Regions from separate parts of the Mus musculus genome. Here region 1 is linked to region 2. Evidence: chromatin contacts called from ENCODE Hi-C or POLR2A ChIA-PET data. All regions are on one chromosome and are shown on one strand. The core of a region is the stretch at or near the end of the contact, and the rest is flanking DNA. Distances in the headings are between cores, read along the strand shown. Region 1 holds the start of Tmem230 (transmembrane protein 230). Region 2 holds the start of Rassf2 (Ras association (RalGDS/AF-6) domain family member 2).

Evidence for each region. A loop is a pair of places that touch in the nucleus more often than their neighbours do. ChIA-PET counts read pairs that join two places held with the same protein, here RNA polymerase II (POLR2A).
Region 1: a map of T-helper 2 cell shows a loop between it and region 2 (2.5-fold over the local background). The contact joins the promoter of Tmem230 here to the promoter of Rassf2 in region 2. A Hi-C loop is called at or near these places in 2 of 37 maps with a recorded cell type or tissue (T-helper 2 cell and regulatory T cell). POLR2A ChIA-PET finds 5 or more read pairs at or near these places in 1 of 5 experiments (embryonic stem cell).

Annotation. Positions count from the first base shown.
Region 1 is chr2:132,246,294-132,249,071 of GRCm38, reverse strand. Tmem230 (transmembrane protein 230) reads left to right here and starts at 1,284. Exons shown (of 4, transcript NM_027478.3): 1 at 1,284-1,499.
Region 2 is chr2:132,028,597-132,031,296 of GRCm38, reverse strand. Rassf2 (Ras association (RalGDS/AF-6) domain family member 2) reads left to right here and starts at 1,309. Exons shown (of 11, transcript NM_175445.4): 1 at 1,309-1,546. Gm31179 (a long non-coding RNA gene) reads right to left here and starts at 846. Exons shown (of 3, transcript XR_374996.3): 1 at 246-846.

The DNA.
Region 1 (2,778 bases), core at 35-2,534, 220 kb before region 2:
AAATCTCTCCCTAGGCCAACCAGGACTACATACAGTCCATCTTGAGTGAAGCAAAGGCCCAAACTTCGTGGCTACTTGATCCAAGAAGGGTTAAAAAGGCCCTGTGGTTTTGATCATGATATGCTACATAAAACTAAAGAATATTTGAGTATATTTATTGTGTATGTGTGAGGCTCATGTGGGGGTCAGGACAATTTTATAGGAATTGGTATACCCCAGCACCCTGGCTTCCAGGGGTTGAATGAAGTTCTTCAAGCTTGGTGACAAATTATCCTACCTCCCCTCTCAGTTTTTATGTGTGTGTGTCTTTTGCAGGTATGAGTGAGCATGCGTGTGTTAACCTGGTTTGGTGTGGGGAACCATTTTCAGTTCTTGCTATATTTCAGCAGGATCTCAAACCATGGCTAGTATAGAGCCTGTTTGCTCTGTTCCGGGAGGCCACATTTGAAGGCCTTTAAATACTAAGCTCTATCTGTGGACCCCAAGATATTTTTCCTTTGTATTTCATGTTTGACAGTATGTAGACAATACAGCTTTGTTCTGGGAGGTTGTTGGTTAGAGCTCATGCCTAGTAGCTACAACTGTTCAATACTTTGAGCCAATTAAGTGCAGAAGGAAGTAGCCTGCAAATACTGCTCTCAGAGAACTCTGGAGTGGTGGGAATGCTTTATCAAGACGTCACTTTCATGAGGATGAATGTTAGAACTCAGCTGTGTCTGGTAGGTAGGACACTTACCTGGGTAGTGTTTAATAATCAGGTAGTAATAACAAGATTTTGGGGCTGTGAGAACGCTAATTAGTGAGTGGTGACCAGTGTCAGCATAGGGGTGTTTAGGACAGGGCAAGATTCCTGGTGGGTATCCCTTGTCCACCCCTCTGGATACCCAGGACTCTGCTGTGCACCGATGTGGCCATGGGGTCAGGACTGGAACCTCAACAGTTTTGCTGTGAACTCGATCCTGGTGGGTGAGACCCTAAGTACGCGCCCGCCCACCCTATGGAGGTAGCAGGTCCTGGTCACCAGGGCAAAAGCAAGCCGCTACCCGGTTGAGCATGGTGGCATTCGCCATTTGTCCCAGGCAAACCTTATGTTCGAGGCCAGCCTAATCAGCATCCTGAGTTCCAGGACAGCCTGCGCTACGTAAAGAAACGCTACCAAACATAAAACAAGACAGCAATGAAGCCCTCCAGCCATGTGCCCTGGAAGCAAGATTCGATGACACGATTTCCTGGTGACAGCACTTCCGGTGCGCCTCTATCCGCCACGTCACTTCCGCTGGGCTGTCCTTAAGACCGCCCCTTCCGCTTGGCTGTTGAGCGAGCCTTGCGAGCGCGCCTAACGGAGAACGGGGAGCGCAGCGCGGGTAGGGGGCGGGCGCGCGCTCCCGGAAGCCAGCCGCGAGACCTGGCCCTGCCACCGAGGCTGCTTCCCGGAGACAGTTAGTTCACGTTGGCGGCGGCGGAGGGCGACGAGAGGTTGTCCACAGCGCCACGCTTAGGTCCTTGTGGGCCCGGGAGGGTGGGCAGAAATCGTGGTGGGGCCGGTAAAAAGTGTAGCAGAAACTTGGGCTGATAGTTTTTTAAGTTGTCATTTACTATGTGATAACGCCACTCTAGAATCCCTTGCTAAGAAAAACAAATCTTCCCATTTCGTTGTCGTGCTGCAACGTTTTTGTTTTGGTGCGAGTTTATAAGTGGAAAGTACATAACTTTATAACTTGTAATACAAATCAGGCATGGTTTAATGCTTCGAAAATCCTGCTTATTGGTAGCTTCAACTTTTAGATATGAGGAATTAAACATGTTATGGGATGGCAACATCAAAAACCTAGTACCTAAGGTTTAGAAATGTAAATGGATTCCCGTTGCTCCTTTTTAGTACTTCTGAACTAGGATGTAATTAACCAAAACGCAGAAACACTTGACACCAGTTTTTTGCATGCTAGTTACTTAAGGTCGACTGTAATACCAGTGTCTGGCAGCTCATTAAGATCGAAAAAATATCACATGCCATTGTGGAGATTATGTGCAAAACATCACACCAGTGAAGGCCACTTAGTTTTCTTCTTAAAGATGGACTTTTTGCGTTTAGAATTCAAATGCCATTGCAAATAAAATAGTCTGTTTTGTTTACATAATTGTATGACTTTATAAAGAATCCACACATTTCATTTATGGTAGGGGAGAGTGTCTGGTCTTCCTATGTTGCCCAGACTGGCCTCCAACTTCGTATATCCACACCTTTCTTCCCAAGTAGTTGGGATTAGAGTAACCTACTGAAGTACTGAGCTTAAATTTCAAACTTTTAAGATTTAAACGTCATTGCTTTTAAATTTTACCTACTCTCAAATAATTCAGTAGTTATGATTTTTATTATGTCTGTCTGCTTTGAATAGTTTGAGTAAAACGGATTTTTAGATCCGTTTTTTCAGGAGCTACATGATGTGGAATGTAAACTCACTTGTTTCATGCTTGGGATGGGAGCAGAGAGGCAGGTGGCCGTGGATGTCTAGTGTGGTATGGATAGCCAGGGCGTTTCCCACATGGATAAGAATTTGTACATAGAACCGTACCACACCTAGAAGTAGACACGATGCTGATGTGTGTGTCATTCCTTATCCTCCTCCTCCTCCTTTCATGGCAGACAAAAAAGTTATGTGAATTTATGCTCCTGAGGAAAGTTAAGGGGTAGGCAGTACTGTAAGGGAGGGGTTGAAAATGTGAACATTGGACTTTAGAAAATTAGGCCAGAAACATCGGTAGCAGATTGAACAGAGC
Region 2 (2,700 bases), core at 60-2,559:
GGGAGCGGCTCTCCTGAGAGGCTGGGCTAGAACTGAAGAATTCTAGCAGCATCTCACAGACTTCTTCAATAGCAAAACCAGAGCCCTGCTGTTAGGAGTCATGGCTGCCCTTTGTCCTGTTTCTGAGGTCACGGAAGGCCAGGTTAGAAGAGAAGAAAGATTCCCTTGGAGAAGGTTTCCTGGAGAGTTCCTCAGCTCACCCTGCAAATCTAGCTTGAGAAAGGCTGCGAAGGAAAGCAGCTTACCTGAAACACAGTAATGGCTCCAGTGAAAGAAATTAATGGACCCGGTTTGTGTTTATAGCTCAAGGGGAAAGAACTAGATGCATTTATCTCCCTAACACCCCCCTCCCCTTTCACAGTAGAAAAAGCCGATCAGTAGCCTTCTTGTTCAGTGTTGTGGGACATTTCCAGCACCACCCCGCAGCTGCGCTTTGGCCTCCGCACATTTGAGGCTGGCTGGTCTGGGAACGGATAGCCGTTTATAACATTGTTTCTATGGGAGACACATTCCAAGATCCAAACAATGAGTTTAAAAGAGAATATCTGGCTTCCAGGCAGATGGGATGCACTTTGGAGGCTTGGCTGCCCTTTCTTTAACCGTTAGATTCCCTTCCCCTTTGGTTTGGGGACCAACTGCAAGGTCGGGCATATGTAAACGAAGAATTATGGTTAGAGGGTATAGAATCCGTAGCTGGGTGCTCCCTCCTATACACTAGAGTTCCTCGGAGGTCTAAGGATGGAGAGGAGGAGGAGGTGAGGAATGGACAAAGAAACTTGACTTCCTTCACATTGCCGTCACGTCTGCCGGCCTGCCGAGTCGAAGGGGCCCACTTAGCCCTTTGGCAACTCAAACCCTTTTGGGAACAAACCCGGGTGTTAGAAAGAACCACCACCCAACTCCACCAACTGCACATCCTCTGCTAGGAAATCTGCATTCTCTAGGCGGGCTGCTCCCTGGGAGTGACTGTCACAGAGCCAGGCGAACTGAAGAGCTTGGGCTAAATCTCGGCGTGGCTTGGAGAGGGCAGGCGCGATGGGGTGAGAGGCAGCACCTTATTCCCTCCACCCACGCTCTCCGCCTCCTCCTCCTCATGCACTCTGGCCTGCTGAGAAGAAACGCTGGCAGCCCGCGCGAGGTGGGGTGGGGGTACGCGGGGAGGGGGGGGGTAGAGATGAAGGGAGGAGGCGACGCGAAGCCACAGCATTGTCTGTCTTGAAGGGAGGGGAGAAGCTCCGCCCCCTAGAGGGGAGGGAGGGGGAGAAGGGAAAGAAAGGCAAGAGAAGAGGGGTGGGGAGAGAACTGCAGGGTGGCGGGTGGGTTGGTCAAGGATCGGCAGATAAAGGCAGAGCTCGGGGAGGCGGGGCGGAGGGGCCAGGTGGGCGGGGCGCCCGCCCTCAACCGCACTGTCGCCGCCCAGGCCGGCCCAAGCGAGCGGGTCCCGCGGATCACTGGCCAAGCACGCTGGAGCACCCCCACCCCCGCAGCGGCGCCCCCACTTTCCAACCCCTGCGGCGAGAGCGGATGCAGATGGTCCGGGAGACAGGCAAGACACAGGGCGCGGGGCTCGAAGAGCCGGGTACTGGCACAGGATGCGGGCGCAAGGTGCTGGTGGTCCTCTTTCCCTCTACCCAGCTCAAAGTTTTCCCTCAGTGGCCCGTGGCCAGCCTGGTCCGGTCCCTGACTCTTCCCTGTCCCCTTTTGCCACCCAAGCCACAAGGTGGGCTTAGATATGCGGGCTGCCCCAGAAGCAGCGCAGGCGGGCGCCCCAGCCCACTCCTTTTCCCCGGGTAGAAAGTTGTGGCCTGGAGCTCATGCTGCGGCTCTGACCCCTTAAGATCTTTTCTGAGGTCGACACTAAGTGCAGTGGCAGGAAATTGCCCCCATCCCCAGAGCAGGGTGTCCCCGAACTCCCTGGAGAGGTGAAGCGAGATAGCAGGTGCAGGCCTGTAGAGCTTAGGGGAGGGTCGGACTGTTGTGCGCACTCTGGCTCCCCGGGCGGGGACCACATCTCCAACCCGCGGCGAACCCAGTTCCCTTTGGGTTTCAGAGTTTAAGAGCGCGCGGTGCTCGGCGCACTTCCCCCTCCCGGGTTTCTTGTCCCTTCCGGAGCTTGTGCCTGAGGTCGCTGGAGACCGAGCTAGGCAGGTGCTTTCAAAAGACGGCCTGGCCACTCGTGTATTAGAGCGCTTACTCTGCACCCAGCTTTATCTCCGAGTGCGCCCTGGGAGGCAGCAGAATGGTGGAGTCCCGACAGGGGCAGATTTGGAACAGCCACTGGACAGATAGCCACTGTGCTTCAGTGGCAAGCTCAGCACGAGGCTTCTCAATGCTGCGCGCGCTTTAGTCCCAAGAGTCTGGAAAACCAGGGCATTAGAAACGATTCTTCCTGAGAGCAGAGGCCAGGGGTTACGGTAAGCAAGTGGAGGATTCCTGTAAGAGGAAGCGGTGGACAAATGACAATTTGTCAGAGCCGGCTCTGTCCCTGCGGTAAATGGCCCTGGGACAGTGGGAAGAAAAAAATTAGGGTCACGGTTCTCAAAAGATAGCCGGCAGATTCAGCCAGGGGATATCTTTGAAGAGCACGTAAATGAGGAACCTGAGGTTGATTTGCCATACTTTCAATCCACGTTTATTAAGTGGAAGCTTTTCCTACAGGTGGTCTGGGGGTTAAAGAAACCTCTGTGGCTAAGCTATACT